Regions from separate parts of the Homo sapiens genome. Here region 2 is linked to region 1. Evidence: chromatin loops called from intact Hi-C (ENCODE). Cell type or tissue: heart right ventricle. All regions are shown on one strand. Links, peaks and the distances in the headings refer to the core of each region. The heading gives the core; the rest is flanking DNA. Region 1 overlaps EPB41L2 (erythrocyte membrane protein band 4.1 like 2). Region 2 overlaps EPB41L2 (erythrocyte membrane protein band 4.1 like 2).

What was found. Peaks named below come from ENCODE experiments on the same cell type or tissue, not always from the same donor. Only the 100,000 strongest peaks of a DNase experiment are listed, where the experiment ranks them.
Region 2: it touches region 1 in a loop (1.8-fold over the local background); 8 of 110 quality-filtered maps call a loop at or near these places.

What each region holds. Positions count from the first base shown.
Region 1 is chr6:130,962,533-130,978,683 of GRCh38, forward strand. All of the region lies in intron 1 of EPB41L2 (erythrocyte membrane protein band 4.1 like 2), which reads right to left. Among named protein-coding and RNA genes, the nearest start is that of EPB41L2, 93 kb to the right of the region's middle. In heart right ventricle, for the core only: no CTCF peak of the experiment used is centred there; a DNase peak (open chromatin) is centred at 7,858; H3K4me3 peaks cover 3,719 bases; H3K27ac peaks cover 4,935 bases.
Region 2 is chr6:131,021,845-131,037,995 of GRCh38, forward strand. The region is part of intron 1 of EPB41L2 (erythrocyte membrane protein band 4.1 like 2); the gene reads right to left. Among named protein-coding and RNA genes, the nearest start is that of EPB41L2, 33 kb to the right of the region's middle. In heart right ventricle, for the core only: no CTCF peak of the experiment used is centred there; a DNase peak (open chromatin) is centred at 8,312.

The sequences.
Region 1 (16,151 bases), core at 4,083-12,082:
GCTGCTCACCCTAGTTACCTTTATAACCCACTATATCACTTGTTTATTTATTTTTAAAAGGATAAGGGACCTATTAGACAGAGCTATTACTATAAAGATGTAAACTAATATCCGGTTTAAATTAAACCCACACATACAAAACATATGAACTACAATCTTCCCTAGTTCAAGTCTAGATGGGATCAGGTGACATTCAGATATATTTCTTCCACTCTTTCTCCTTTTTAATAGAACCTAAATTTTGTTCCACTTTCCCCCCTTCCACATGTGTTTCAATAGAGGCTAGCTCCAGATTGGCCTCAAGGGTAGCTTCTATTGGTCTAGGGCAATCATGGTAGTCTCCCACCCCTTGGCAAGAAAATATGCACGAAGTCCACTGGTGGGCTTCTGGAAAAGGATCTCTCCCTCTAAAAAGAGCCAGAGGAAGAGGAGGCCCCTTCTGCTGTCTCTGAACATTGTATACATAACTCTGTTAAATGCTGTTGTCATCTTGAATCCACAGAGAAGAATAAGCCTGATGACACACTGACACACAACAAAGGACACTGGCAAGAGAATCACAGAGAAGAGGACCAGCTCCTTGATCGCGCCACACATGGCCCAGTCCTGTGCTGGAGCTTCCTGTTTGTGAAATCACATACTCCTCTCTGGCTCAATGAGCCAGGGATTCAGTTACTTGTAGTCAAAAACATCTTGATGTTGACTTCTGCATATTCTGAGGAGAGCATTAGAAAATAAGGATTAAGAAACTGAGAGTACATATAGATCTTGGGTCATTATTACTCCCACTGCATTTTACAACCCTCATAACTAAGAGCTATGGTTGTCAAAGTATTCCATTTTTTCCAAATGATGTTCAATTTTTAAAAACCTAATACTTGAGTTAATATTAGTGAGATAAATCACTAATTCTTTACTCTAACAACTCTAAATAAGAATGAAACCAAAAAAAATCTTACTTTATCAACATATGAGTCCCTTTCTTCATATGTTGGAGACAGGGGTATATGAAAACTAAGGCATAATTTTCAATAACATCCAGTTGCAATAACAATCAAGGTAACAATCTTCTTTGTTGAAAGAAAGCCCCTACTGCTGTCACTAAGGATGGAGACAAGAAAAAGACCTGTGCCAGGCAAAGCATTCTCCACCAGCAACTAAGGCAATCTTGGAAATAGATACGATTTCCTGAAGTTAAAGCTAAACAACCAGAGGCCATATATAAATCATGAAGGACTCTAATATTGGGTATTTTTATTCACATAACCATAATGCATATAAACCTTGTAATACTGGCAATCCAACAACACACACTAGCAGAGATTATCTAGAGACATCCAGAACCCTGCTGAGTTCTCATCAATCAATTATGCACACTGAGTTGTATGGTCAGAAATCTTGGTGAACTGCATCTGCTCTAATTCCTTCTCTCAGGTAGAGGCCCAATTCTGTGTAATAATCAAAGCTGAAGCTATATTCTTTCTTTTCTTTTCCTTTTTTTTTTTTCACACGAAGTCTCCCTCTGTCGCCCAGGGCTGAAGTGCCATGGCATGATATCAGCTCACTGCAATCTCCGCCTGCCGGGTTCAAGCGACTCTCCTGCCTCAGCCTCCCAAGTAGCTGGGATTACAGGTGCATGCCACCATGCCCGGCTAATTTTTGTATTTTTAGTAGAGATGGGGTTTCACCATGTTGGCCTGGCTGGTCTCAAACTCCTGACCTCAAGTGATCCACCCGCCTCAGTCTCCCAAAATGCTGGGATTACAGGCATGAACCACTGCGCCCAGCCTGAAGCTATATTCTTTCTGTGAGAAGTTACCTATGTCTGAATAAAATAGCCTGGTGGCTTGGAGATGAAGACTGTGAAATAAAACAGGATTAGAATTTCAGCTCTGCTTATTAGCCATGTAACCGCAGACAAGTTATTTTAGCCTTGCTGAGTTTCAGCTTCCTCATAAGCAAAAAAAAAAAAGGATACAAAATGTACTCACTGGTTGATTCTAAGCATTAGATTAGATGCTATAATACATAAAGTGCCTGGCACATAATAAATTCATAATAAATGATCAGCTACTGTCATCACATAGAGATTCTGCCAAGAAAATAACTATATTTGTTTACTAAAATAATAATAATAATAATAATGGTAGTAATAACAGTAATCACAACAGAAATAATCATGATAATATCAGCTATTTGTTAAACACTGCTCTAGAAACATGGCATGCAGCAACTCGAACCTTCTCAACTCTTCTAGGAAGGAACTGAAATTATTCTCATGTTACAGATGAAGAAGGTAAAAAGAGGATAGATGGGTTGGTCAAAGCCATATAACCAATAAAGAGAAGTGCCAGAATTCAAACCCAGGCCGTCCAGCTCTAAAGACCTTGTACAACACTGCCTTCAATCCCAAAACGACTTCACTACTATATAACTTGCACCTAGCATGATGCCCGACAGTTAATGATTTGCTGAAAAGTGAAACTGATAATTACCACTACCTTTTGGGGCTTTATAATCATTAGCAGCATGTTCTAATGGACCACCCCTCATGAATTTTAGTGACCATCAGGATGTGAGTGGGGTCAGTATCTTATCCCCTTCTTTCAAGACAAGTGTTTATTGAGTACTCTCAAAGCATATGCACCAGGCACCAGTAATACAGATGAAAGAATCCTGCTCTCAGTATAGTGGGAGACATAGGTAATAAGATTAGCATTCATAGTCAAACAACTTGTAACCAATTCATAAATCTTGGTAATTTAGATTTAAAAATTACTACTAGTTTGAAAAGCAGCCACGATTTTCTTGTTATCTCTTCAGGAAATCACACAATGAATGGTCCTTCATAGGAAATACTGGTTAAACACTCATAACATACAAAATAGTCATTACATGATTTTTGGAGAGGACTAATTCTCCTTCTCAATTTTATTTGGTCTCTATCTGAATTCAAGTAACTTGAATAAAAAAGCCCAATAAAACAAGTCTGGTGTAAGTTGCCTCAACATCAAAAAAATAAAAAACAAATTTTATTTTTAAATTTTTGGCTAGGCCAATTTAAATCATCGGTCCAATGGTGGGGAAAGTGGCCAATGGATAAACAGTTATCAAAAAAAAAAAAAAAAAGAAAGAAAGAAACACAAGTGGCACATAAACATATGAAGAGGTACTTGTCACACTCTTAGTAAAAGAAATGAAACTAAAAATTCAGAATGGAGACATCCAAAAGTTTAATCATGCACTCATTGAGCAAGACTATGGGAATGCAGGCATTCTCAAACAATTGCTAGCAGAAGAATAAACTGGTATGGGCCCAGTGGAAGTCAATTTGCCAATAGCTTTCAAAATTCCAAATGTGTCCACACTTTAAACTAGTAATCCTGCTTGTGGTAATGCAGGGGTGTCCAATCTTGTGGCTTCCCTGGGCCACAATGGAAGAAGAAGAATGTCTTGGGCCACACATAAAATACACTAACAATAGCTGATGAGCTTTAAAAAAAAAATTGCAAAAAAAAAATCTAATAATGATCTAAGAAAGTTTACAAATTTGTGTTGGGCAGGATTCAAAGCTTTCCTGGGCCTCCTGCGGCCTGCAGGCCACAGGTTGGACAAGCTTGTGGTAAGGTATCCTACAGATATATCTGTGCATATGTAAAATAATTATGTAAAGGTGACTCACTACAACACTGTAAAAGCTCAGGATCCATGTCCATCAACAGGGGGTCTTATACCACACATTCATACAACAAAATACTATGCAACTGTAAAGAGAAAAGATGAGAAAGGCTGCCGCCCCACTTGGGATAATAACTCCAATTATTAAGTACATTGTTAAGTACAAACAGCAAGATTCAGACGGTATAAGTGATAGGTCACTTTATATGGATAGGATACCTTATACAGACATCACATCTTATAGGTTGAAAGCAAAGCGTGTGGGAGATACACAAATAAAGGATGCGAATATGCATATGTGAATATGCACACATACACACACACATTTTCCTTTAAATGAGTAAAGAAACTGGGGAAGAATGCAAGAGAGTAACAACAGTGATTATGGGGAATGGAGGGTGGTGCTGGGTAGATGACTGCCGAGGTACAGATATGGGAGACAATGTTTTTAATGAACAGAAGTTTTCATAAACTTAAACACTTAAGTACTTTACTAGGAGAACAATATTTATGCATTAAGTGAACCCAGCTTGGTTAGCCAGCTTCCTTGGAGACAACACGTGCCAATATGACTCCCACAAGCCACGATGCCAATTTGCCTTGTCACACAGCTCTAGCCACACAAATGAACATCGACTCCAGCTCAGCAGTAGCATTAAGATGGCCTAAGCTTTGGATTTCCTAGCGTATGAAGGTTAAGACTGTTTCTATATCCTCAAAGAATCTGATTTCTGCCAGCCTTCACTTCAGTATATTTCACAAACCCACCACTTACCCCCAATCTAGATTGTTCCCCTAAGTAGTTTAAGCTCAACACCCAAGCTTTTAGTGCAGCAACATTTTTTTTAAGAAGTGTATCAGTTCTTCATTTAAAAAAATACAGTTGTCCCTCAGTATCTGTGGGGGATTGGTCCACAGATACCCAAATCCACACATACTCAAGTCCTGCTGTCAGCCTTACCGAACCTGTGGACAGGAAAAGTCAGCCATCTATATCCAAGTTTAGCACCCTACAAACACAGTTATTTTCAACCTGAATTTGGTTGCAGATACAGAAGTTGCCTATATGGAGGGCTGATTAGATTTACTGAAAAAAAAACTCACATATAAGTGGACCTATGCAGTGTGGGCTCATGTTGTTCAAGAGTCAATTACAGTTCCTGAGAAAACGTTGCTTGTTTTTTATCCTTTTTTCCTCAGTGTGGACTTGAAACAAACAACTGGCTTTTGCTAACAATAATACCGGTGCATATGCAGGCAGCGTAAAAAGATTATTCGTATTCTCTGCTGGAGGGCTGGGAATGGGGCACTTGGAAATAGAGTTCTCTGAAAGTTGGGGACATTTTTTTTTAAAGGCAGAGTAAACAGAATGGGAAGAGTCCTATTAAATGTCTAAGCTGGTCATACATAAACATTCCCCAATCTCTTTCAGCAGCTTCCTCCTCACAGGGAAAAGCAGGAATAAAATTGGCCTGAAAGCACAAGCTTGTCATCAGTTTCCTGTCCACACCTCTTCCCTGCCCATCTGCTACTATATTCATATGAAGAGGGTAAAGCTTTTGTGCAGATAAAACAACTACATGTTCCTAGCACAGTGTTTGCATCCAGTGGCTTCCTGATAAATATCTTTTGTGATGTTCCTAGTATTTAGGGAACATTTATTTGGGCCACCCCCCTATTAATGCTCTATAGAAAAAAAAATGCTAACGTGCAGTTTATTCCAGTGACATCATAACCAAGCTCAAACCAGAGCACGGCCAATACCAACAAACTCCCATGATCATGACAGATGCCAGCGAGTCTATTTTTCCTAAGCTCACCCCACAACTATCTTATGCATAAAATGGCTCCTCAGCCCCATCATAAAACTCGTGCCCACTTGGTATCCAACAGTAATCAACAACCAGTCTAATACTATTTCTGTGTGAATCAAACTCAAAAAAATAACAGTAGTGGTACAAGAGGCATTTCCCAAATAAGCAAACGACAAATCCACCAAGGTTAACTGCACAGGATAAACGCACAGGCTGCAGACGCTGCATTTTAATAGGTCATAAGACAAAAGCTTGTCAAAGTCAATCAACTCCCCCACACTATGACAAGTCCACCAAGCTGGAGCCTACACTGATCTCATACTTTCAAATCCTCTTCTCTATAAGCTTTGGAATGCTGTAGTCAACAGGCATAAATACCTAAACCTCATAAAAAAATATAATTCACTTTTTAAATTTTGGCCGTTAGTTCTTCTGCCATTTTAAGTAATTATAGCACTACTAAAGAGTTCTACCAATACATAGCATATATTCTAAAAACTAAGACTATAAACTGAATGACACTTCTAGCTTAAGCAAGCATATCCAAATGTTGGCCCCAGTCCACTGGCTGATCAGCAGAAGGTGCCAGAGAGTATCCAAATTATGGACCCTCCAAGCCTGGCTTGATAAGAGCAACTTTCCCTCGGCGGGAAAAGCTGTAACTACAATGGAATTACAGACATGCCATTTGGAGTGCTATAAAACCTTTTTTTTTTTTTTTTAAAGTTAAGTATTTCTACTCCGAGGATTCACTTAGTTCAGAACTACTTAGCAAGAACTTCAAATAACTATTTTTAGGTGGTGGTGGCTAGAATACGTTTTTACTTCAGTGAAATGTATTTGTTTTTTTAGAGGTAAAATTCTTGAAGTTCAACATTTGCAAAAGTGATTTGGTAGAGAATCATGCTGGAGAATATGTCAGGCATTCAACGTCTGGAGTCCACCAAAAAATGCAAGCAAAACCAACGTCAAAGTTTAAAATTTACCTTTCCAATGTAACTTTCCTTGTGATCCTGCTATGATACTAAACTATAGATCACCAATATATTATATCATCCGTACAGGAACACTACAAAGCAGATGTGGGGGATGATTGGCTGTCCAGGTCATCAGCATCACCTCAACAGTTATCATTTATTCAGCACCCACACCCACGTTGCAAATAATTTGAAGAGACAATTCTTCCTTGTGACAAAAAAAAAAATGGAAAACTTAAACTTCCCAAGTACACATGTACCCCCCTCAAAATACCATAAATACTTCAGTGATATAGAGCATCCCTAACAGTGTCAACAATAAAAAAGGAATCGCAGAGGTCATCTGCTAATTACAGTGGCCCTGTTTTTCATTTTGTCAGTAAGTCGCAATGAAGCAAGGATCTTTTTAAAGACTGCTAGACTGTTAGATTATATAAAGAACACGCAAGAAGATTTTTTCCCAAGTCTGGATGTCAGAATCTGGGCAATATGCATTTTCACATTTATTCAATGTGACAACCAATTAAATATTCAGTAATAAAAGAAGATGTTGATACCTATTCTTATTCTATCAGTATTTACTTAGGGTGTGACAATATCAAACCAATAACCAGACTTTGGTAACTGTTAATGGCTAATAATCTACAGATTATTAGCTAAAAACTGTGAACTCAAATCTCTGATAGCTACAGTACAACTTCTTTTAATCAAACAAGTTAGGGTGAAAATGAAGCACTTTATAAGTAAATTGAAAGTTATTACTCTTTAAGATGCTAAAAAGAAAGTAACTGCACACTATTAACCTTACATAGTCCTCACTGTGCTTCCAGAAATAATATCATACTGATTTTGTACAGTATTATGTCATACCACTGAAAAAATTGTGAAACAACCAGACAAGCATATAAAAGAAACCAACTAGCTTCATTATTCTCATAGGTCAAACCTGAAAAAGCTATCATGTTAAAGATAGCCTGACAAAAGTCAACATTTGCCTAGAAAAATGCAAACAAGTCATCTAAAACTAAACTCGGCCCAATGGAAAAATGTATTTTTCACAGGGCTTAGTTCAAATATCACAACATATTCCCTTGCGAAACAGTGTACGTACCCAGATTCCATCTACTCTGTACATTAGTATTTTCCTAATTTTCAGTCCCCTGACTAGTCACACTTTCAATAGCAAACTTCCTCCACAAGCAGAAACAAACAAGCATGTATCACAAAACCCAACCACTGCAACAAAAATGTCCTAATAATCGCCCCCCTTGAAATACATACGCAGCTTTTAAGCACATCAAGCCCGCTGTCTGCTATTTCCTGTCATTGGAAAACTGTGGAAAGCTGATGGAAATCCAGCGTCCAAAAGCTTAACGAGCAAGACTGGCTCCACCCAAGCCAGACCCTGCTGGAGAGGGACATGCTCAGTAGAAAAGCCCAGTTTGGTTCCAAGTCACTTCATTCCTCAGCTAGAAAATGCACATGGGTCAAAGAAAAAAGTCAGCTTCCTGCTGCCTGTTTTACCCACTGAATGAAGAACCTTCGGCATAGAAACCAGTTTTAATGACACAACTGTAATTCTATAATTTTTATAAAATTCTTCTATCCTGAGATTTTTTCTCATTTAGTTTTCCTGGTTATGACTTTTGCTTTGCTTTGAGTCTCCATCCTGCAACTTTGTTTTTATTTTTGTCATTTTAATTCATCCCAGAATAGACACCAAAAGTATATGTACACAACATAAAGTAGTCCCCCTTATCCTCGGGGAAAGAAGCCCAGTAAATGCCTGAAACCATTGACAGTACCAAACCCAACTCATCAATTGGAATGTGTTTCTTCTGTTCATGTCTTCCACCCACAAATTTAATGCCTTGTACTTTTTAAATTTTCTTACTTATTTTCAGAGACAGGGTCTCACCCTGTCACCCAGGCTGGAGTGCAGTGGCACACTCATGGCTCACTGCAGCCTCGACCTCCTGGGCTCAAACAATCCTCCCACTCCCACCCCAGCCTCTCAAGTAGCTGGGACCACAGGCATGCACTGCCACGCCCAGCTGATTTTTTTACGTTTTTGTAGAGATAGAGTCTCACTATGTTACAGACCAGGCTGATCTCCAACTCCAGGACTCAAGTGATCATTCTGCCTTGGCCTCCCAAAATGTTGGGATTACAGGTGTGAGCCACCGCGTCCGGCCACCCTGTTACATCCTAACTAAGCACTTATGCACTGTGGCCATAACTTTTGCAGTTTGAGGTGCGACAGCCAAACTAGCACAAATTTATTTTTCTTTTTTCACAATTTCACAGGTTGAAGATTAGGTTCTTACCATAGATCTTAGCAACCTCAGCATGCGATTTTTTTCCTTTTCCTTAAGAACTTTCCCCTTTTCACTTAACGGAAGCACCTGATGGCTTCTCTTTGACATATTCAAATGGCCACTATCACTATTCTTGTACTTTTATTACGTAGAATAAGGGTGATTTGAACACAAGCACTGTGATATCACGATAGTCAGTCTGATCACCAAGCCGGCTACTAAGTAACTGACAAGTGGCTGCTTCTACAACATGGAGCCACTGGGCAAATGGATAATTCACATCCTGCACAGGATGGAGCAGAGAGTGTGATTATTTCATCATGCTACTAAAAATGGTTTGCAACTGAAAACTTATGAATCGCTTGTTTCTGGAATTTTCCATGTAATATTTTCAGACCACAGATGACTGCAGGTAACTGAACTGCAGAAAGCAAAACTATGAATAAGGGGAGGCCTACTGTACAGCCTACTCATTTTTATCTATAAATTACTATAGACAAACTTTCAGATATAGAAAAACTGCAAATATATCATCCATATTTCAACATTAAAAAATAAAATATTCATTTCAACTCATTTATACAAGAATGTCTATTCATTCAACCTGTACATAAAAATGGAGGTGCATTTTAACCTAGATAGTATAGTTACCGTGATGTAGCTATAAAGCTGTTAAATCCTTGTTTCATATTTCAATCCTAAATTGAGACATGACTAAAAATGGCCAGGTCCAGTAGCTCATGCCTGTAACACCAGAATTTTGTGAGGCCGATGTGGACGAATCACTTGAGATCAAGAGTTCTAGACCAGCCTGGCCAACATGGCAAAACCCCATTTCTACTAAAAATACAAAAATTGGCAGGGTGTCGTAGCGCATGCCTGTGGTCCCAGCTACTCAGGAGGCTGAGGCAGGAGAATTGCTTGAACTCAGGAGGTGGAGGTTGCAGTAAGCCAAGATTGCGCCATTGCACTCCAGCCTGGGCAGCAGAATGAGACTCCATCTCAAAAAAAAAAAAAAAAAAAAAAAGGAGAAATGACTAAAAATAAGATAATACTACATCCACCTATCATATGACTCTAAAGAAATATGGAAGCAACATAAATGTAAAGTCACTAAAAGAAAATGTGTCAATTCTAAGATTCAGCTCAGCACAATCTGAGAAATAACTAATGTTCCTTAACTCTACAGTACCAACCACCCTTTACATTTCCACAATTTAAATTCTGGGTTTTTTTTTTTCCCAACACACATATTTGCCTTGACAATTCAGGACTCAGATAGACTATAAGTGCACTTGTGCATTTCTACAGCTTTACCCAACTACTGTGTTACTCTCCTGCAAAGCAGTAGTAATTATCTGTTCACATTCACCTACAGCAAAGTCTTTAATGGGTCTCTTGTAAATCGCAAAGAAAATGCTTTAGATATTTATTAACAGATAAACAAGATGTCACCAGTACCAACTAGCAGAAAAAGTAAGGTTTGCAGCCAGGCGTGGTGGCTCACGCCTGTAATGTAATCCCAGCACTTTGTGAGGCCAAGGTGGGTGGATCACGAGGTCAGGGATTCGAAACCAGCCTGGCCACCATGGTGAAACCCCATCTCTACTAAAGATACAAAAAAAAAAAAAAAAAAAAAAAAAACAGCCGGGTGTGGTGGCGCACGCCTGTAATCCCAGCTACTCGGGAGTCTGAGGCAGAAGAATCGCTTGAACCCGGGAGGCGGAGGTTGCAGTGAGCCGAGATCGTGCCATTGCACTCCAGCCTGAGTGGCTCCATCTCAAAAAAAATAAAAAATTTTAAAAAGTAAGGTTTGCTTAATGGGAAGACTTGATGGAAGTCTTCACTTCTCTTCTTCACTTTTTCACTTTTTTAAAAATTTTATTTTGGTAAAAGTTTCCATGGCACCTCTGAAGAGATATTCATCTTTGTCAAAATGGGCAGACACAAAACTTTTTTTTTTTTTAAGTCATTCTACATAGTGGAAGTAAATTTTACTACCCATCATAAAGTTTTCATTGGTTCACAAAGGGGCAATTTGGTGAGTTTTTTAGTAGAGCCAATTTTATTCAATTCAGAGCATCATCCCTTATGCAGATTAAGTTCTTCCCACCTTTTTATGTTAAATGTGTTTTTTAATAAATACTGCTAGTGTAACTGTAAATTTGTTACAATATACTTAACTTGGAAAAATATTGCCTTTGTGAAAGGAAAATAAATCTTGAGGCCCCCAAGTCACTAAGCTAAAGGGAAAAGTCAAGCTAGGAACTGCTTAGGGCAAACCTGCCTCCTTCCTTTCTATTCAAAGTCACCCCTCTGCTCACTGAGATAAATGCATATCCGATTGCCTCTTTTGGAGAGGCTAATCAGAAACTCAGAAGAATGCAACCATTTGTCTCTTATCTACCTGTGACCAGGAAGCCCCCTCCCCACTGCCTTTCTAGATCAAATCAATGTTCATCTTACATATGTTGACTGATGTTTCCTGTCTCCCTAAAATGTATAAAACCAAACTGTGCTCTGACCACCATGGGCACATGTCGTCAGGTATTCAGGGTTCACACTTTCAACCTTTTTTCTGAAATTTGTAACTCCATGTAATCCAGAAATGTGAAAACTTCTAACCTATAGCAGCACTGGGCCCTATGAATTCAACAGTGGTAGATCTTCTGGTCCATCCTACGCATTTCTTAACACCCCTGTGTCTCCTGCTCTCTTCTCTTACTCTCTTACTCTCCTACTGCTATAAACTGAATTGCATCACCCTAAAATTCCTATGTTAAATCTAACCCACAATGTGATGGAGGTAGGAGCTTTGGGAGATAGGTTTAGATAAGGTCATGAGGGTGGGGCCCTCATGATGAAATCAGTGTACTCATAAAAAGAAGCACCAGAGAACTTGTGCAGTCTCTCATTCTCTCTCTACCATGAAGGGCACAGTAGAAGGCAGTTGTCAGTAAGCAAAGAAGAGCCCTTACCAGAAATTCTACAACTTAGAGTAACTGTGAGAAATAAGTACCTGTTGTGTAAGTCACCCAGTCTATGGTATTTTATTATGGCAGCACGAGCTAAGATGCCTACTTCTTAGCTATGGAACCCAATGCTACTGCTCAGCTCCTCCCTGGCTTCAAAAGATCCTACTCAGGAGACCTGTGAATCTCATTGTTCAAAAAAACGTTGGGAGAATTCAGAGAGAATGAGTTTTGTGGCACTATGATTTTGAAAGAGAACTATTAATAGAGTGAATTTAAAAATTAGACTATTAGAACCTAGAGAAATTGAATCTCAAACTCATATACCCACTTATGAGTGGTAGAGCCAAAATTCACATCAATTTGGTCTGCCCTCAAAGCCAATAGACTTTTCCACTAAGGCAGCCTCTTTTTTCTTTTCTTTTCTTTTTTTTTTTTTTTTTTTTTTTTTTGAGATGGAGTCTTGCTCTGACTCCCAGGCTGGAGTACAGTGGCGCGATCTCAGTTCACTACAACCTCTGCCTCCCAGGTTCAAGTGATTCTTCTGCCTCAGGCTCCCGAGTTCAAGCGATTCTCCTGCCTCAGCCTCCCGAGTACCTGGGACTACAGGTGCCCGCCACCACACCTGGCTAATTTTTGTTATTTTTAGGAGAGACGGGGTTTCACCATATTGGCCAGGCTGGCAAGGCAGCCGTTTTAACACTCTTGTTTTCCAGATAAGTCAAGTGAACCCAGAGAGGTGAAATAACATGTGAGGTTACTTGATGGGTTATTAGCAGAGAAGTACACAAAGCACGTCCAGTGTCATTTACTTATTTCCAATATGATTTAAATACATTTGAGTACACAAAATATATAGGAAACATCTACAAATGTCTTAATATTCAAACATTGTTATTATATGAATTTATATCTATTACATGTATTTTGAGAAGACCAAAAAAGGTCATGTTTCGACAATGTCTCATTATTTCATTAAAACAGGAAATTAGGTTTATCCTCCAAAAGTTAATTTTAAAATATTCAAGGAAGTTGGTTAAGGTTAGGAGGGGAACACTTTCCCTACATTTGTGTATGTGAGTTTGTGTAGACACAGAATTTTATCTTAAACCCAGTATCATAATTTGACTTTTAAAAATCATCCTACCTCCTACTTTATGAGGACAAAGAATGAGTAAGATACAGAGAACCCAATAATCTGATGAGTCACTCATGGCTCAAAAACCTTAAGAGACACAAACTCTAGGCAGAAAGTACAGTTATCAATATCACAGAAAAGACAATGAGGAAGAAGAATTCCTTTTGGTTATCTCACTTCTGCTCATCTAGCCCCCATCTGTAAAGTGATTATCATCTATCCTACTAAGAAAAGAACCAGACAACACAATTTTCTGGAAAAAAACTAAAATAACCTAAAAAGTACTCAGAAGAAATTTTGTAAAAAACCTCTGGCCAGGCGTGGTAGCTCACGCCTGTAATCCCAGCACTTTGGGAGGCCAAGGTGGGTGGATCACCTGAGGTCAGGAGTTCAAGACCATCCTGGCCAACATGGTAAAACCCCGTCTCTACTAAAAATACAAAAAAAAATTAGCTGGGCGCGGTGGCATGTGCCTGTAATCCCAGCTAGTCGGGAGGCTGAGGCAGGAGAATCACTTGAGCCTGGGAGGTGGAGGTTGCAGTGAACCAAGATTGCACCATTGCACTCCAGCCTGGGCAACAAAGCAAGACTCCGTCTCAAAAACAAAACAAAACAAAACAAAACTCTTTTTTTTTATTCTGATTGTACAGGGAATCCAATCTTCCCATCTACCAATCGTCATGCAAGATTACTTCCTGAACAAACATGGACAGGAGTTTCATGACTCTTCAATATGAATGAACTTCCCAGTCGGTCTATAAAATTTTTTTAACGTTTTTAAAAATGGTCCACATTTCATAGGATCATTGATACTGACATATCTGATGTAGGCAGAAAAACTAATTTTTTTCACTAGCACCTTGGCTCTAATGTGCAAGTTCTTCTTTGACCACATACCACAGTTTAACTTCTCTCAGGCTCTAAACCAGAATAATGTATACAACTGCACATGCGTCACCTGCAAAGTTTCTTCCCTACCAGACATCTTAGCAATGTTAGACTCATATGTTCAATTACATTAAAAACAATTACATTTTTAAGATGTAATGTTGAAAAGTACTGTAGATTTATGGGACTCTAGGAAAGAAAGATACTGCATGACCCCAGATTTTTACAAGGGGTATAGAGAGAAAGTGGAAGCAGGTACAGAAGGAGGAAAATGGACAAAAGAATAAAAGAGTGGTGGCTGAGAATCTCTAATCAAAAAGTTACTGTTTTGAACCAAGGAAGCATCTAAAAAGTATTAGGATAAAACTCTTAACAAATCCTTCTTGTCTGCTTTTAATTAACTACAAAAGTCAAAAGCACCACTTTTTAAATTACACAATCAGACAAGTATAGTAATCCAGCAGGTACATTAAACTGTATTATTTTCATTCTATTTTATGTCTAAGAAATATGTGCTGCATTCCTGCTTTACACCAGACACTGGTCTAGGCCCTAAAGACCTAGGGAAAGTTCTTGCCCACAAGAATCTACTGGACATTTACAGTCTAGCAGGCAAGTCAGACACATAAACAAATCATTACACCATATGTGATAAGGGCTGTAAGAGAGGTACAAGAAGGGCACAAAGGAAATGGTCACCTCCTTTGGGTGGTCAAAGAAAGCGTTATAAAGCTTACAATTATAAGATCATTCTTCTCTCACACTTTGAAGGAGCAGATGCTACCACTCGGTCATAATGACACCCACCTTGCCTTAGGGATGAAAGAAATAAAACAAAAGCACCTACCACAAAGTCCACTACATACAAAGCAGAAACAACAATCTTGCTAGCAGCTGTATAATACTCTACATATGACTGAGCAAAATGGAATTTGTAAAGAATCAAAGTAGTTCAGAGCTAAAAGGATCTCAATGTTCATGTACCTCTACCTCTTGCCTTTAATTAGATGGGAAATCTAAGGCCCAGCAGTTAGATTATTTACATAGCAAATCAGTAGCAAGATCTCACCAGGATAGATGTCAGATTCTTACTAATAATCTCAATGCCTTTTCCTGTAGCAAACTGTCCTGCCTGGATGAGAAGGGGAGACACACTGTTAAGGAGAGAAAAAAGAAAAAAAGAATAGAGACCCTTCATTGTTGTCCAAGGGCCAGAAGAAACAAAACAGCCCTAAGACTAGGAATCCAAGAGATCTACAATGCTCCCCAGCTCTGCTCCAACTTCTGTACTCATGAAAAATGCCATAACCTCCCTCCTCCCCCAAAATTCTAAGTCTCCAAAAATAAAAGGGCAATTGTCAAGAAATTATCTACTCTTCTTAACCTTAAGGAACATCAAACGTCCTCAAACAGCTTGAGATATGCTCCCATGTTGCCAGTTAGCTACACGTATAACATAAAAGTAGCAGCTGCTAACCTACCTATATAATGGGATTGTTTTAAAGATCAAAAAAGAATCATAATAGCTACTGGTAAAGTGCAAAACACTAAATGAATGCAATTTACTGTTAAACACAGAATTTCCATGGTCAAAAGGTTCATCTACGCCTTTTCCCCTAAAAGTGGTGGAAGGTATCATTATGGTTTAACTTTATTTTTAAAAAGCAAACATTAATGTATAATAATTTCCTACCAATCCAATGTATCTATTTCTTTCTCAATTTGTAGAAGGAAAATTCTATCCCTACCTAACCCATCCCCTATAATTTCCCTTCTTTCTTTTCTCTCCTTTACTTTAAAACAGCCACCACCATTCCAAGAGGCTCTGCTAGAACCATATAAACATCAAACGTGTAAACACAAAGCTTTTATCAAAAAACATGTTGTATAAAGTTGAATGCTGCTTCTACCAGGGCAAGCTGGGGAAACATTAAGGTGTATTGTAATAAGCAATGCCCAGCTACAAACCCAGAGTGTGGTGGGGAGGTACAGCCCCAATCTGGGGCCCTCTCCTCACTTCACCTGTCTCACTATCCTCCTTCTGCCTGATACATGATCTGCAATGGTGTGGCCACTTGTTGAGAACCCAGTGTACTTCCAGTCCTTCATAACTTTATTAGCTCTCCATAATTTGAGACTACAGCTCTGTCGCTTCACTTTCAAAACCTAACTCTCTAAATTTGAATTAGAAAATCCTAACCACAAGTGCCAAGATGTTCTCAATCCACAACCACACCTACTCAAAACAATAAATAAAAAATATCTAATATCAAGCCATTATACTCACCATTACCTCTGCCCATGAAATCTTGATTTTAATACTGTACTTTTGGGTTTTGTAAAGATCCATTCATTCCATGAGGAAT
Region 2 (16,151 bases), core at 3,908-11,907, 59 kb after region 1:
AGCTCCAGTAGTGCTCATAATTACCACACTATAAGCCGGCAGTCCCAACCTTTTTGGTACCAGGGACTGGTTTCGTGGAAGATAATTTTTTCACAGACCAGGGCCGGGGGATGGTTTTGGGATGCTTCAAGTGCATTACATTTATTGTGCACTTTAATTCTATTATTATTACATTGTAATATATAATGAAATAATTACACAACTCACCATAATGTAGAATCAGTGGGACCCCTGGACTTGTTTTCCTACAACTAGGCAGTCCCATCACGGGGGTGATGGGAGACCGTTACTGATCATCAGGCATTAGATTTTCATAAGGAGTACGCAACCTAGATCCCTCACATGTGCAGTTCACAATAGGGTTCATGCTCCTATGAGACTCTAATGCCACTGACAAGAGGCAGAGTTCAGGAGGTAATGGCCACCTACCCCTTACCTCCTGCTGTGCAGTCCATGGCCTGGAGATTGGGAAGCCCTGCTACTCCTGTCACATGGTAACGTGACACTGCATTCTTTCTACTACATTCTTTCTACTCCTAGTTATCTATAGGAGCTATCTATCTCCTATATATAGATAACCCTCCACCAGCTTTATATTCAAATCTTCACAAAGTCTCTTATTAAAGGGAAAAATCTCTCCATTGCTTTATTTTGAATAATAAATTACTAACAGGCTTGAGTTCAAATCCTGGCTCCATATTTATCTGCTGTCCAAGTCATTTAATCTCCTTGCCTTGGTTTCCTCAACTGTAAAAGGAAAATAACTGATAGCACCTATGTCAAAATTAAGTGTGGGGTTCAAATGAATCAAAGCACTCTAGTTATATCACTGTGCCAGGTAAGTAAACTGTGCTCGCTGCTATCATAAAAACAGTGTCATCATCATCATCATCCAGTGCTAGTGCTCCTAGGTTATTATTTCCTTTCAAACTGTAAATAATACCATTGTATATAAGCCTTTTAAAAATATTTTTTAAATGGAATTCTGTAACACTAACCTCTTGGAGACATCGTAGATATTAAGTAATCAAACATGTTTCTGGATAAAATTCTTGTGACATCATCATACCAGACTCAACTCTAGAAGACGATTTCCACAAGGGCAGGAATTTTTGTCTGTTTTGTAAACCACCTTATTTCCGTTACCTACAATATTGCTTGGCATCAATATATGTTTGTTGAATAAATTAGTAAAAAGTATTGAATCTCAAACAATATAAAAGAAAATGAATATAGTATGTCCTAAAAAACTACGTTAGATAAGTTTTACACAATTTTACATAAAGTTTCATAAAATAATGCAAAGTATTCCTTCCATATAATGATATATTGCTATTTTCACATGTGTATGTGACTACTATGTAATAAATGCAATATTTAAAGACTTTATTATTTCATCTGCTACCCTAAACGTTTATAAAGACTTCTTAGGATGTCAACGGCCTAATTTATTTCCTATTATTTCTTATTTATTTTCCTGTGTTGTCCTTCATCTTCCCTCCAAAATTAATTCCATCTACTATTTAGTAAGCCAAAGATTTCAGTAGATAAAAATATAGGCTGGGCACGGTGGCTCACGCCTGTAATCCCAGCACTTTGGGAGGCCGAGGCGGGTGGATCACAAGGTCAGAAGTTCGAGACCAGCCTGACCAACATGGGGAAACCCTGTCTCTACTAAAAATACAAAAATTAGCCGGGCATGGTGGTGCACACACCTGTAATCCCAGCTATTCAGGAGGCTGAGGCAGGAGAATCGCTTGAACTCAGGAGGCAGAGGTTGCAGTGAGCCAAGATCGTGCCACTGCACTCCAGCCTGGGCAACAGAGTGAGACTTCGTCTCAAAAACAGAAGAAGAAAAAAAAATGTGTGCGTGTGTGTGTGTGTGTATATATATCTATATATCTATATATAGATATATAGATATATAGATATATAGATATATAGATATATCCCTTTCCTGAAAAGAACTCTATGTCTATAGGAGTATTTAACTCTTTTTTCCCATATCAAATAAATAAACCTTTTTTAAAACAAATATTGGAGAAAACTGTCATTTTCTGAGAGACAGTCAGCCATTATTATTTCACTCATTCAGGATCTGTGTATTGGATACTCCCCCTATGACTCAGGCATTAGGCTGAACACTGGAAAAAAAAGGAGGAAAGTGGACAAAGCCCTGCAGTCACTGTGAAAGATGGACATGGAAACACATAATTTTACAGAGCTCTAGGTCTACAACAGAGGCAGAATCACAAAGGAAGGAGAAGCCAAATGCTGTAAGGGTGAGGGCAGGCCAAAAACTCAGCAGAATGAACACTTTTTTTTTTAACTAAACTCTGAAGATCAGCAGAAGGTTGACAGGTGAGGAGAAGAGAAAGCAGGCAGAGGGAGGAACAAATATACAAAAGCCCATGTGTGATGAAACAATATGGCATGCTGAAGAAGTAAATGAGTCATTTGATATCACTCGTGTGTTGGGTTTATGGTTAAGAGTGTGGCAGAGCTGCCAGGAAAGAGGTGTGTTCAGTATAAGGGGTCTTGTATCCAGGCCAAGGAAGAGGTGTGGCACGGCTAAGCCTTCCAGCTGCAAGAGGTTCCCAAAACTAAGCATCTCTGTCGTAGAATGGCATGTCATAAGCCATTCTATGACAGAAATGAGGAGCACAAGCCAAAGCACCATATCAACCACAAGAGCTATTCACCAGCACACAGTAATTTATTTATGCTTTAACAATCAAATTCCCTGACTGCACCAAGAGCTCTTTGAGCGCAAGGACCGACCGTGTCTTACTCAAGTTATCTCCCAGATGTCTACTAACATAATTCCCTTACTTAACAAATGCCAAGCACATACGACGCACTAGGTGTTATACTAAACACTGGGTAGTCACAGATCGTAGACTACCCTGTCCCAACTAACCTTAGAGCCTTCTCTGAGGAACTGATACCTGAGAATAAAAAAAGGTTAGCTTCTAGAATTTTTGGTTCCTACCCTCTCCTTATATCCTCAGCTGATGTTTAACATTAAATCTTCTCTTTAATACACTTTTATTTGGATTCAAAGCCATTCTTCCCTTAATTCCCTTTATTCTCCTAAGAACAGTCTTCTTCCTCTCTATTCTTCATTCTATGGGTATCATTCCAAAACTCAGTTCAGCCCACCATCTTCTCATTGGAGGCCTCACTCTACTCTGCTTATTTCAGGGTTTTTTTTTTAAGCCTATGCTTTTTAGATTGCTTTTATATAAATTATCTGAGGGGAAATGCAGTGTAGTAGTTAAGAATAGCAGCCAGATACCCACAAGTTCCAAGACCACTCTTGGTAATGGTGACTGTAGGTGCCTTTCTAAGGCCTGTTTCCCCCCCGGTATGACTGGGACAAATGAATCCAATTCCTAACTTGTTTTGAAGGCTAAATGAGATACTACATCCAAAAGTACTTAGCATAATACCACAATAGTGCTAGCTATTTTATTATTAATCATGAAACCAACATCCTAAGGAACTTACGGCATGAATTGTTGCCTTTTTTATAGACTTGTTTTAAAGATGCTCAGAAAAAATAACAGATTTGATCGAGATCAGACAGCGATTATTTCATATTACACTGCCCAAATGTACATTTCTGGCCTTGATCAATCGGCAAAGTCACAGTATCAAACCACACCAAACCACTGGCCTATAGTCATCTCCACTTGGATGATCTACTGTGGCTCTGTCAAAAATTAATCATCTTCCCACAAAACTGACTCCCCCTTGGGCTTTCACTCCAGAGTTGCCTCTGACTCCATCCTTTCTTTAAAACACATTTGTCCTCATTAGTGTCTGTCATCTATTCCTTGCAAAGGTTGGTAGATTGATCCCTGTCTTTGTTCCTATAGCAAACTCTCTACTCCAAACCCCCTAAAGTATGGAAATACCGTACAAGCAGCAAAGCAAGCTCACAGTCAGAAGCTGAACCCATGAGCTGACTTCCTGATTTACTTCCCTGCCAGCAATCTTGGTCCACTTCAAATTGTATGCAGTACACAGGGGCAAAATGAAATCTAAATGTAAGATTATCCTTTAAGAGTATACAAAAGTCATCACAAAGTGGATCAAAGCAAAGCCGTTCAAAGTCACCTAAAAAAAATACCAAACAGCCCCCAGGTCACTGAGGCTAAAGATACTATGATTGAAATTATTAAAAAGACTTTTTATACATTTGTAAATCTGAAGAGTGGCCAGCCAGCAATGAGGAAAGACAGAAGGAATTTAGGAACTTAGTCCCTTCTAGCAAGAATAGCCTTATTGAGTGGACAGGCAAGGGCAGGGACTAGATTCATTTTATTGAAGCTGTATGAACAAGAGGAAGCACCTAGCCCAGGAACAAACAGATAACAGATACAAGAAATAACAAGGAATTGCTCATAAGCTTTATCATTATAACCAACCTTCCAGTTCTGATTCAACCCCCATAATACACCATCTGACAATGTGCCATGTGGCCAACAAGCAGAACACACACAGTAGACAAGATGATGTGTGTATTTATTGGCATTCTAATTCATACCCTCCCATCTCCTCTAAAGGCTCATTATTTGTTTGTGGGAGTTGGGTTTTCAGTTTTTGTTTTTCTTGCTTGGGGGAGAGCAGGAAAGGAATGGTTCAGCTTTCCTAAGCCCTATTAACAAGACGCTGACAAGACTGAATCTGTGTATCTAAAGCAGAGGCTCAAACTCTGGGCTAAAGAGAACTGAACAAAGTAAATGTCACTTTATGAGGGTAGTCACTTTGTACCAATAAACCCATCTTTCCTGGTATACACCACCAGTTTAGGCCTTTCGCACAAACCATACTGGACATCTCTGCAAATGCTATTCATTTGTTTCAATGCTACTTTCACCATACCACACCTTAACAGCTACAACGGAATCCCTCTGGCCTGCAGATGAAATTTTAACTCCTCTAGTCTGTATGGAAAGCCATACAGCCCTCTACGGTATGTGCAAGATGGCCCCTCTGCATTCATCTCACCTCCACTCTTCTCTTCCCTCGCCTTTTCTAGCCCCATTCATCAATGTTTCCCAGACTTCTTCCCTTACTACATATTCCTTTAGGTACCTCAATGCATGTAATACATGTTACTGGTCTAAAACTTACTCTGTCATTGTTTTATCTACATAACTCATTTGTCTGACTTACTAAATAAGCTCAAGTACAAGAATGCTTATGACTTTTACAGCCCTCATTCCAAATACTTACTACGTAAGAGATTGAGCAGGCAAAATACATTGGAAAAAACACATTTTTCCTAATAAATGGAAATTATTTGATAACTAAATATTTAAAAAGTTAAATTTTCTATCTGTATCAGGGCTGGGTTTGGAGTTATTGGTTTTTTTGTTTGTTTTTTTGTCTTTTCTTTCTGCAAGCCAGAACCATCAGGTATAACTGATTCTATTAAATCTGAAATATACTCAAGTCATAACAGCAAGCCTTACAAGTTAGACTCACATCTAAATGTGCATCACCCACATCCAAGTGTGTATTTTAATACAATAAAAGCTGACAATAAGGCAAATAAGCTCCTTTCCACAGGGACAGGCCCCAACATAGCTGTTATAGCTCCCCCTGGAACACAACAGATTGGGTCTCAGCGGGCTGTTGCCTAGCAAGTCCAACAATTATCCATTACCTCACAAACCTGCAGAGACTCAAATGTTTGCCAAAAAGATACAAGGCCAATGCTTAATGCAGCCAATGATTAATAGTGGCACCAGGAGCCAACCGTCATAGCAATAGGGCTGGCATCATTCTGAAAAGTTTATATGAAACTTTTATAACACAGAGAATAAATGCTTGAAGGAATGGATACCCCATTCTCCATGATGTGATTATTTCACATTGCATGCCTATAAAAACATCTCATGTACCCCATAAACATATACACCAACTACATACCCACAAAAATTTAAAGTTTTTAAAAATTTTAAAAATTAAAACCAAACTGCAAGGACTTGAACTATTCCCAAGGAAGGCAAAATGAAAATTTTACATTATAACTTCTCTCATAAGTGCCTAAGCAAAATTCAAATATCCAACATATAATATACTTATTTGGTGTCTGCCGAGATCATTTCAAAAGACCTGACAAAAAGCAAATACCAGTAAACAGAAAGCAAGGTTTCAACATGTTTTAAAATTAGATATCTGAGTTTAAAAGTTAGCAGTTATAATACATGAAGTCAATCTACCCCTCATTACCACTATCAGTAAAAAGATGATGTCAATTCACCAACTAACACTACCAATCTAGAGCAACATCAGGATTACCGACACCTTCTAAGAATTAACGTGTTTTAAAATACTATTTCTGGAGTGGACAAAATGATTATTAGGCCACTTAGAAGAGTATATGCCAAACAAGCCTTTCATGATGGGCACAAAGCAGTTTTCTAGGCTGGTACAGAACTCATTTCCCCTTCTGAGCCTACCTGGCCATGTTCTATTTATTTGTCACGAATGGATTGGGTCATCCCTTAGTGCAACAATTTTGCTCTCCAAGGAATAAAGCAATGAACTAAAAATATCCCAATGTCTGGTGCTCGGGACATACTAGACTATATGAAAAGTTGACTCTAGCTGTTTTATTATTTTAAAAGAGAAAATGTTAATTACATATATGATAAATCATTAAATCTGATTCCATACTTTGAACACTATAATACTACATTGTCTAAGTACACATACCTCACTGAAGTAGCCCTCAAACAACACAAGATTTTTGTTCCCATCATCACAAGAAAAAAAGATCATACAGTCTCTAAATCATATACCAAATTATCTAAATATGTATTAATATCGCATAAAACCAGTTTCATGGAAAATTCTTCAGGGTACATTACCTACCACAGATAAGTATGTATTTATATATACATGTTTTTCACTTCATTATTGACCTCCAATCATACTTGGGTAACTAGGTGACTCAAATGCTCTAAGTAATAATTATCTAAAGCAACATTTCTCACTCTAAAATAATCTACACTTGCCATGTCTTCATTCCTTTTATCTCCATGTATACATACAAATGCTATAAAACCCTTGTTGCATTTTTGAATAGCCAGATTACTAAGGGTACACCAAAATGACTGATCAACTTGGCTTTAGAGGGTTACAAAGAATTCTGCAAAGCTACCACAATTCTCTCTAGGAGATCAATTGCTTCTATCAAATAGCAAACGTTTCAACCTTCCCATCTTCCACTCAGTATAACTCATCAGTGGTAACAATGGACAGAGAATGCTAAAGGGAAAAAAATCTTGAATATTTCATATTTGCATGGGTATTTTCCTCCCTAACATCTCTCTACTTCCCAAAATTCTGGTAAGGAAATACAAGACTTTGTCTCCTTACAACTTCCTCCTTTAGTGGGCTATACTTGGGAAAAGCATCAAGGGAATACTGATGTTTTTTTCTGTTTTGCTTAGGACTGAAAAGCATAACAGTTTAGGGTTTTGCAAAAACCTGAAAATATCACACCCACCCTACTTCAGCATTTGTTTAAAAAAAAAAAAAAAAAAAAAAAGCATGCTTAATTCCACTAGTCAAATTCTGAAAACCACCTGGCTAAATAGCACATTAATAACTGTCCTTTCAGAAGCTATACTTACATTCTACAATTTCATTCTATAGAAATAATTTTTTAAACACGCAGAAAGGATTCAACATTAGAACTATCACAGCTCTATTTTTAAACTGCCAAATTAATTCCAGAAATTAAAAGTTCATTCTCCCACCTCAACGCCCATGGAATCCTGAATGTGATTTACATGTCAAAGGCTGACTCAGATTTAATACATTTACTTCGGAAAAACTTAGAGATGCCTGTCAAATTACAAAGCAATTGCCTAAACATTCCAGTGACATTTAACTGCTATCAAACAGTTGAAAGTTGATCTTTAACAGAATACAGCTGTTGGTGCCACAATACCTGAAAGCCCAAAGCAAGATCTGATTGTTCTGAGCCCTTTATCCAACAATGGAATCCTCAAGGGAGGATTTTTCTCTTTTTTTCTTTTTTTTTTTTTTATGCAGCACCCCAGCCTGCACAATTGGATTGTGGCTTTCCACACATGTACAGTTTCAATCACAGTTTCACACACACTAAAAACTATTCAGAACCACTGTTCGCAGTTCCTCAATGACTTTAACAAATGGTTCAGGGCCCTACTGTTATCTGCTCCCTACCAGGACCCCGTGCTCTATGCTTACAGCAACCCTAAGAGAAACCAGAGGCTCTGCCAAGTGACTCGCTCAAGAATAAAGTCGGCAAGAGGCAAAGGCAGTGTGACTGCAGGGCCTGATCCCTTCCTTGACCAATGGATAGAGGAACCTCTCATAGCACGACATGGCCAGGCTGAGATGGGCTACAGGGCCCTCCTTGGGGCTGGAACATCCTGGTCTCACCACTGCCTCTCAGAAAAGCAACTACTTGAGCAAGTGCTCAATAAACTGGCAAATTTCTACCAATAGGTTTTTAATGAAAGTATTTCTCAACTGACTAAATAGCCAGGACCTGGCTAAAAGACTCATATATCTTCTTCAGAAAGCAGAAAGTGACAAATCATTTCTATGTAAGCTTTCTTTTGGATGGTAATAAGATCAAAGTAAAATATGCAGCCTTCTCTGTATATTTTAGATCCTCAAATAGTAACTCTTTAAAATGCACTGCATTTTTAAATAGACAATTTTTCAATCGCTTACCTCAGTATGAAACAATTTTCTTAATCTGAATTAAGTTAATCTGAACCATTTATATTATGATTCCACTAGGCCCATTTTGTAAAGATGCATTTGTAGTCAAACATAATTACATGTATACAGCAACAGCTGCTCATAAATTAATTGCGGTCCTCTGCCTAGAGGTACCAAAGGGTCTGATGTATTAAATAGTGTATTGAGAGGCAGGGCATGGTGTGTCTCACGCCTGTAATCCCAGCACTTTGGGAGGCCAAGGCAGGCAGATCGCTTGAGCTCAGGAGCTCGAGGACCAGCCCGAGCAACATGGCAAAATCCCATCTCTACAGAAAAAAAAAAAAAAGGTACAAAAATTAGCAAGGCATGGCAGTGGCACGCACCAGTAGTCCCAGCTACTCAGGAGGCTAAGGTGGGGGGATCGCCTGAGCCCAAGAGGTTAAGGATGCAATGAGCCAAAATGGTGCCACTGCACTCCAGTCTGGGCAACGGAGGGAGAGCCTGTCTAAAAAAAAAAAGTTTATAATGAATGGTAAGAAATATTAAAATGCAGCACAATTAAATGTCTAGTAGGCACTACCCACCCCAGAAAAGACAAAATGACTGAATCATTGGCTTAAGTATTCAACTTAAAAGCAAATTTACCTAAATGTCAATTTAGACTAATGGTTAGAAAAGTAAGCAAACAAGTAAGGATAAGAAAATATACAGAGATTTTTTTTTTAAAAAGCCATAATAGAGTAAGCTATAAGTGATAACAATGAACAAAAAATTACCATAGAAACAGCTGATAGAGTACCAAAAAAGGCTCCAAGATAATCATATATAGTTAGTAAATTCAATTGAATAGTTTTGTACCAAGGAGCATGCTGAAAGAATACACAGTAACCTATAAATATTAGAATTATCTTATTTAACTGGAAATTTTACTAATAATAAATTAAATCCAACTCCTAGCAAATGTGACAGTTCAAAACTTCCTAATTTCCTCATTCAATTCTTCTGTCATATGAATTGCCACACAAAAAAGAAAATAACTTATAAGCACACTAGCTGAAAATTCAGTAGAATTGTAAACATTTACAACCAAAAGAAACAAATAATCCAACCTGTGAGATAGTAATTGTCACTATAAAATGAATCTTTTGACCATGAAGCTCTGATAATATATGTTTTCTATCTCAACCTTTCTCCAATTCTGAAGGCGGCATTTATCGATGTACACAAATGAGAACTAGAAAAAAATTAGAAAAAGAAATGCTATGTTAATGTTAACATTGGCAGAAGATAATATTTTCCTCTTTAAATGCCATGAAACTCTTTCTTGAAGAGAGCATAGCTACACTTACTCCAAAGTGAAGAGGGTATAAAAGGGAGAGGAAGCAAGGCATTTGTTTAAACTATACAGCAAATTTCAAAATGGCTTCAACCCTGAGAAAATATCCCTAAAAACACATTTGAAGAGAAAACTACTCAAAGAAATGCTTATCAGATAAGCTCATAAACCAAGCTTACATCAGTTATAGTCCCATATAGTCTCATATATCATATATAATATTCCTATATATTACCATGTCAAGAACCACAGAGACAGCCCTAGCCAGCACAATAAAGTCTTGCTTGAAGAGGGACTGGTATAGTGGTTTACAAAGCTATGGAAAAATACAAGGGTTTCATCCTTCCTTCAGTTTTTTCATCCCTAAAATGCAGTAGCATTTATCTTCTTTCAGCTCCCGAGAATGTAAAGGGAATAAATGAAATAATTTTGGTTCTTTTAAAGACAAGTGCTACATAAACCTTCACTTTTTTCCCTCATGATTAAAAACTCGCTTGCACAGAAGGTCACAGTATCTCAGTGGGCCAAAGTAAAAAATAAAAATTGGCATTATTCAGTTCACAAAGCACTTTCAGATTTATACTTTAATCTCAAGAACCAGTAGTGAGGCAGAGTGACCATCATCCCAGGATATTACAACGTATGCTCACTTGCTAGGTTAGCTTGCCCAAGGACTCGAGCCTGGAACTTTACAGAAAAGTAACAGAAAAAAATTCTGTTTACTACAGCTCTTAATCTCTCAAGTCACAAAAGAATTATTATTTGTTAAAAACTGTATGAAAGAGGATGTATTCTTATCTACCAGTCCTGCCAAAATAATAACCATAAGGTAACAATTTTATATATACCAATGCTGAAGTTAAGTGTACTAACCTCATAATGGTACCTCTTTATTCAATGTTACATTTAAAAATCAAAGACTAACAATAACAAAAAAAAATTTAAGGCTGGGCACGGTGGCTCACGCTTGAAATCCCAGCACTCTGGGAAATCCCAGCACTTTGGGAGTGCAGTGGCACAATCTCAGCTTACTGCAACCTCTGTCACCCGGATTCAAGCAATTCTCCTGCCTCAGCCTCCCGAGTAGCTGGGATTACAGGCGCTTGCCACCACACCTGGCTAATTTTTGTAGTTTTAGTAGAGACAGGGTTTCACCATCTTGGCAAGGCTGGTCTTGAACTCCTGACCTCGTGATTCATCTGCCTCGGCCTCCCAAAGTGCTAGGATTACATGCGTGAGCCACTGTGCCTGGCCAGGATGGCTATGATTTAAAAAAGAAAAAAAGAGACAGAGAAAGACAAAGAAAGACAGGAGAGAGAGAAAGAAAGAAGGGAGGGAGGGAGAAGGAAAGAAGGAAGGAAGGAAGGAGCAAAACAAGTATAGGCAAGGAGGTAGAGGAAATAAAACCCTTATGAGTTGCTGGCAGGAATATAGAATGAATGGCACATCCCTTGTAGAATTGTCTGTTTGTTCCCCACAAATTTAAGAATTACCATATGACCTAGCAATTCCACACATAGGTATGCACTCAAAAGAAGTGAAAGCAGGGACCCAAATAGATATTTGTGCACCAATGTTCATAACAGCATTATTCACAATAGACAAAAGGTAGAAACAAAAATGTCCAACAATAGATGAATGGATAAGTAAGACATATACATACAATGAAATATCATTCAGCCTTAAAAAGGAATAAAATTCTGACACATGCTACAACATGAATGAATTTTGAAAACACTATGCTAAGTGAAATAAGCCAGATAAAGAAAGACAAATATTGTATGATTCCACTTTTATGAAGTACTGAGAATAGGCAAATTCATATAAACAGAAAGTAAAATAAAAGTTACCTGGGGCTGCAAGGAAAAAGGAAGAGGAGTTACTGTTTAACGGGTACAGAGTCTGTGTTTGTGATGATGAAAAAGTTCTGGAAATAGACAGTGGTGATGGTTGCACAGCATTGTGAACATACTTCATGCTTCTGAGCTGCACATTTACAAATGGTTAAAATGGCAAATTTTTTACATATTTTTGTATAGTTTTTAATATATCTTTATATGTATTTTACCACAATAAAAAATGAAACTGAAGGGCTAAATCTATCATCACCAACAATTACTTGAAGACATAAGCATAGAAAGAGCTTATGACTGTTAAAACATCTAATGAATATGGAGAACCATAAAGTCAGCATGCCAGTTTCTGAACATACTACAAGGTGTAATACTACTGCAAGTTGACACTAGAGACCTATTTTCTTAACCACACAAAGGGAATGTTAACTATGGTTTCCTATCTACGAGAAACAAACTGAATTTGGGGTCTGAGACCAATAAACATATTGGGGGTTGGGGGGGACAGTATAATATAATCCAACTCATTAAAAGTTTAGAAATGACAAAAATTGGTCAGGTGTAGTGTCATACGCCTGTAATCCCAGAAATTTGGGAAGCCAAGGCAAGCACATTGCCTGAGCCCAGGAATTCGAGATCAGTCTGGGCAGCATGGTGAAACCTCGTATCTACAAAAAGTGCGAAAATTAGCCGGGGCTACAGTGAGCCAAGATGGCGCCACTCCACTCCAGCCTGGGCAACAAATTGAGACCCTGTGTCAAAAAAAGAAATGAAGAAAATTAAACTCAAAATTACTTTTCCAAAATCATACAACTGGTTATAACAAAATAAGGACTAGAACAACTCAGGTCTCTTATCCCTAGACTGGTGCTCTTCCTACACTTAGTTTGGCTTGAACATGTCACTTATCCTCGCTTTCAAGTAATGGCATTCATTTTAAAAAAGGTTATTGAAATGTCCTGAAAACTATACTTGAAAGATCACCCTACAACTCCTGAATCTATCTGAAGGTTGGGTTCATTCCCATATTCCTGTGATCACTAAAGAATTAAGCTGGCACAATATCCTACAGGGGTTAGTTCAAAAGAACAAACAAGACTAAACTTAAATCCTAGAAAAATGCAAAATCAATATACTTAAACAGCTTAAGGGTTTCACTTTCCTAACACGCAGAAGAAGGGAGAAAAGATTCTTCACACCTAACTGCCTGACTACAAAAGGACAATCATTCACACATCCCACATCCACAAGAAAATGACTTGCACAGCTTAAGCATGCTACCAGTTTGGGAGCTCTTAGTTAAGAAGACAAAGTTCAAGATCCTACCTAAGAAAAGCATCCGAGACCTCTGTTGGCTAAAACAACCAATCTTACACGGAAAGGTATTTGTTAATACTCTTGTTGTGAGACAGTTTCAGGACTACTTAAGGAAGGAAATGCCAAATACAACAGTGAGCAAAGCCAGCAATGACAATGGCAACTGAGATGCTATCGCAAACTCTTACAGGTGAATCAATATGTAATATTGGGTTACCACCAGCAAATGAGAACAGTTATGAACCTCTGCTGTCCATATCATTCCAAAGAAACTTCAATCACCTCCACACCTTTGCCTTCTTCCTAGATCTAGAGCCTAAATGTAGTCCTACTCTTGTACTTCCCATCTCCTCTTCTGCTTCCTTCCCTGACATACACCAACACCTTTACCTTCAAGATGCAGTCAAAAGTTATGATCTTTCCAACTGAAGTCAATAAATATTTACTGAGCTCTTCTGGGATGATGTAGTAGAAAATTTAAAGACATTTAGTGACCTATTTATTGTTATCCAGAGCCTTACATTTCAAACTTTCTGTGTAAAAGATTACAATACAGGGTATTGAGTCCAGTTCTGTGACCAGATAGACCTGGATTCAAATGTAAACTTTGACCCTTTAAGACTTTACCTCTCTAAATTTCAGCTTCCTTACTTCTATAATGTGGATAACAATATCTATGTGTGCTTGTGAGGTTAAATGAGATAAGCAATATGCTTAACAGTCCAGAGTTCAGAAGTGAGAGGTTAGCAATGTCACTGCTAATTATTACTACAAGAGAAAGCACAAATGCTCCCATGATTTAAAAAATGGCACCAAAGTTTGGAGGCCAGAATAGACCCTCTAAGTTGATTAGAGAAGGTTTGAGAGAAACGGTCAAATCTCAGTTACATCTTCAAAGTGAAAAGTGAACAGAGAGACATTAGTTATAACCTGGATCTGAGGCTAATTTGCTTTGTGACCTGGGTGATGGGCAGTGGGGAATCATTTAAAATTTCAGGGTCTCAATTTTTCTATTTGTAATTTCAAAAACTGACTTAAAGGATGATTATAATCTTCCAGAGCTAACATTCTGTTATTTGGTGTAGGAACCAGGTAGGCAAAGTGAAAGGAGGAAGGAATTCCAGGTACAGTTTATGGAATGTTGTAAAATTCTCAAAAATATATAGCTGTATAGAAGTCAGGAAACGATCCCCTAGCTACAGCATAAGATCCAATGGGGGAAAAGGGAGGAGAAAACATGAACTGCTCATTTTTACCTCCACCATAGGTAGAAAGGAGCTACTAGAGGTTACTGAGCAAGAGAGTGGCATAATAAAACAATAATAGCATCTTAAAGAGCAGAAGACGGATGTAATAAAAAAACAGCATAAAGAGTAGAATAAACTGGGAAAAGGAAGAGTAAGAGGATGAAAACCAAGGAGAAATCAAACGAATGGGATTCAATGATTCTGGGACAATGGGATGGGAATGGCAACCACAGTTCTTGCCTCAAGTTTTTAAACTAATTAGAAGCATTAGCTTAGAAAAGTCCCCTAAAGTCTCTAGGTCTCAATTCCTTCATAAAATAACTTTTATCTCCTCCAACTATGATTCTAAGATTCTGATACAATTTATCTGGATTGAGGCCCAGGTTTTTTTTAAGATCCCCAAATGTTTCTATTGTACAAGCCAGGGTTGAATACCATTGCCTAAACAAAGGAGAAAAAAACAGTTATGGGTTAACTAATAGGACATCTGAGAATAGGCCAGAAGTGATGAGACAGAATTCTAGGGCACAGCCAGGATAAGCGTACTTATGCACAGACTGAAACAAGGCCATCTTTTCCACTGAGAGGGGCAGGAAAGAGGTATGGTTGGGTAAGTCGCTCTTAGGTTGCAAAGCAGAAGTTGTGAGCTGATCTCCTCCACCTTCTCCATTGAAGAATCTGTCTCAAATTCAACTATAAGCCAATTCACATTACGATTAGCACTTCAGAAATTTCTGTACAATAAAAATATTGCCAAAGGCAGCTAATGTATTTGCTTATTCCAAAACAAGCAAACTATTAAACAATCTGAACTTTATTACAACTTTCATTTCATTTACCGGTTTTCATCATTCCACAAGCATCTACAGAACGCTAAGCTTAGTATATGCCGATCATTGGGAATACATGAATAAATTAGGGCTGCTGCCCTGGAAAAATTTATATAAGCGGAGAAAACTGACATTTTAAGGATTTCAAAATCCAACCTGGTAAGTGCCACAAAAGACAGAGGTATTAACGCTACTTGTGGGAGTTAGAAAAGACTTAGAAAAGCTGACATATGAGCTGTGCCTTAGATGATATGACTCACTTACACAGGGCCCAGGGTTTGAAAAAAAGTGGCTCTAAAGCATATAAATGCTTATAAAATGCTTTAAGAAAATAAAACTGAAAAAATTAGTCTCAGCTATAATTATGGTAATTTTTTTTTCAAAAATGTTATTCATCTTTATACTTTGAAAACCTAAAATTTTTTTTTTTTTTTTTTTTTAAGATGAAGTCTCACTCTGTTGCACAGGCTGGTGTGCACTGGTGCAACCTTGGCTCACTGCAACCTCCACTTCCTGGGCTCAAGCGATTCTCCTGCCTCAGCCTCCAGAGTAGCTGGGACAACAGGCATGCGTCACCACGCCTGACTAGTTTTTCTCATTTTTGTAGTGACAGGGTTTCACCATCTTGGCCAAGCTGGTCTCAAACTCTTGAGCTCAAGTGATTTGCACAGCTCAGCCTCCAAAACTGCTAGGATTACAGGCATGAGCCATCGCACCCAGCCCTAAAAACCTAAAACATTTAAGGATTATATTCAAGGTGGAAAAAATCTGCAAAAATTTACAGTAGACATTTCAGAAAAGAGAGATTTATCAAGCATTATGTCCTTTA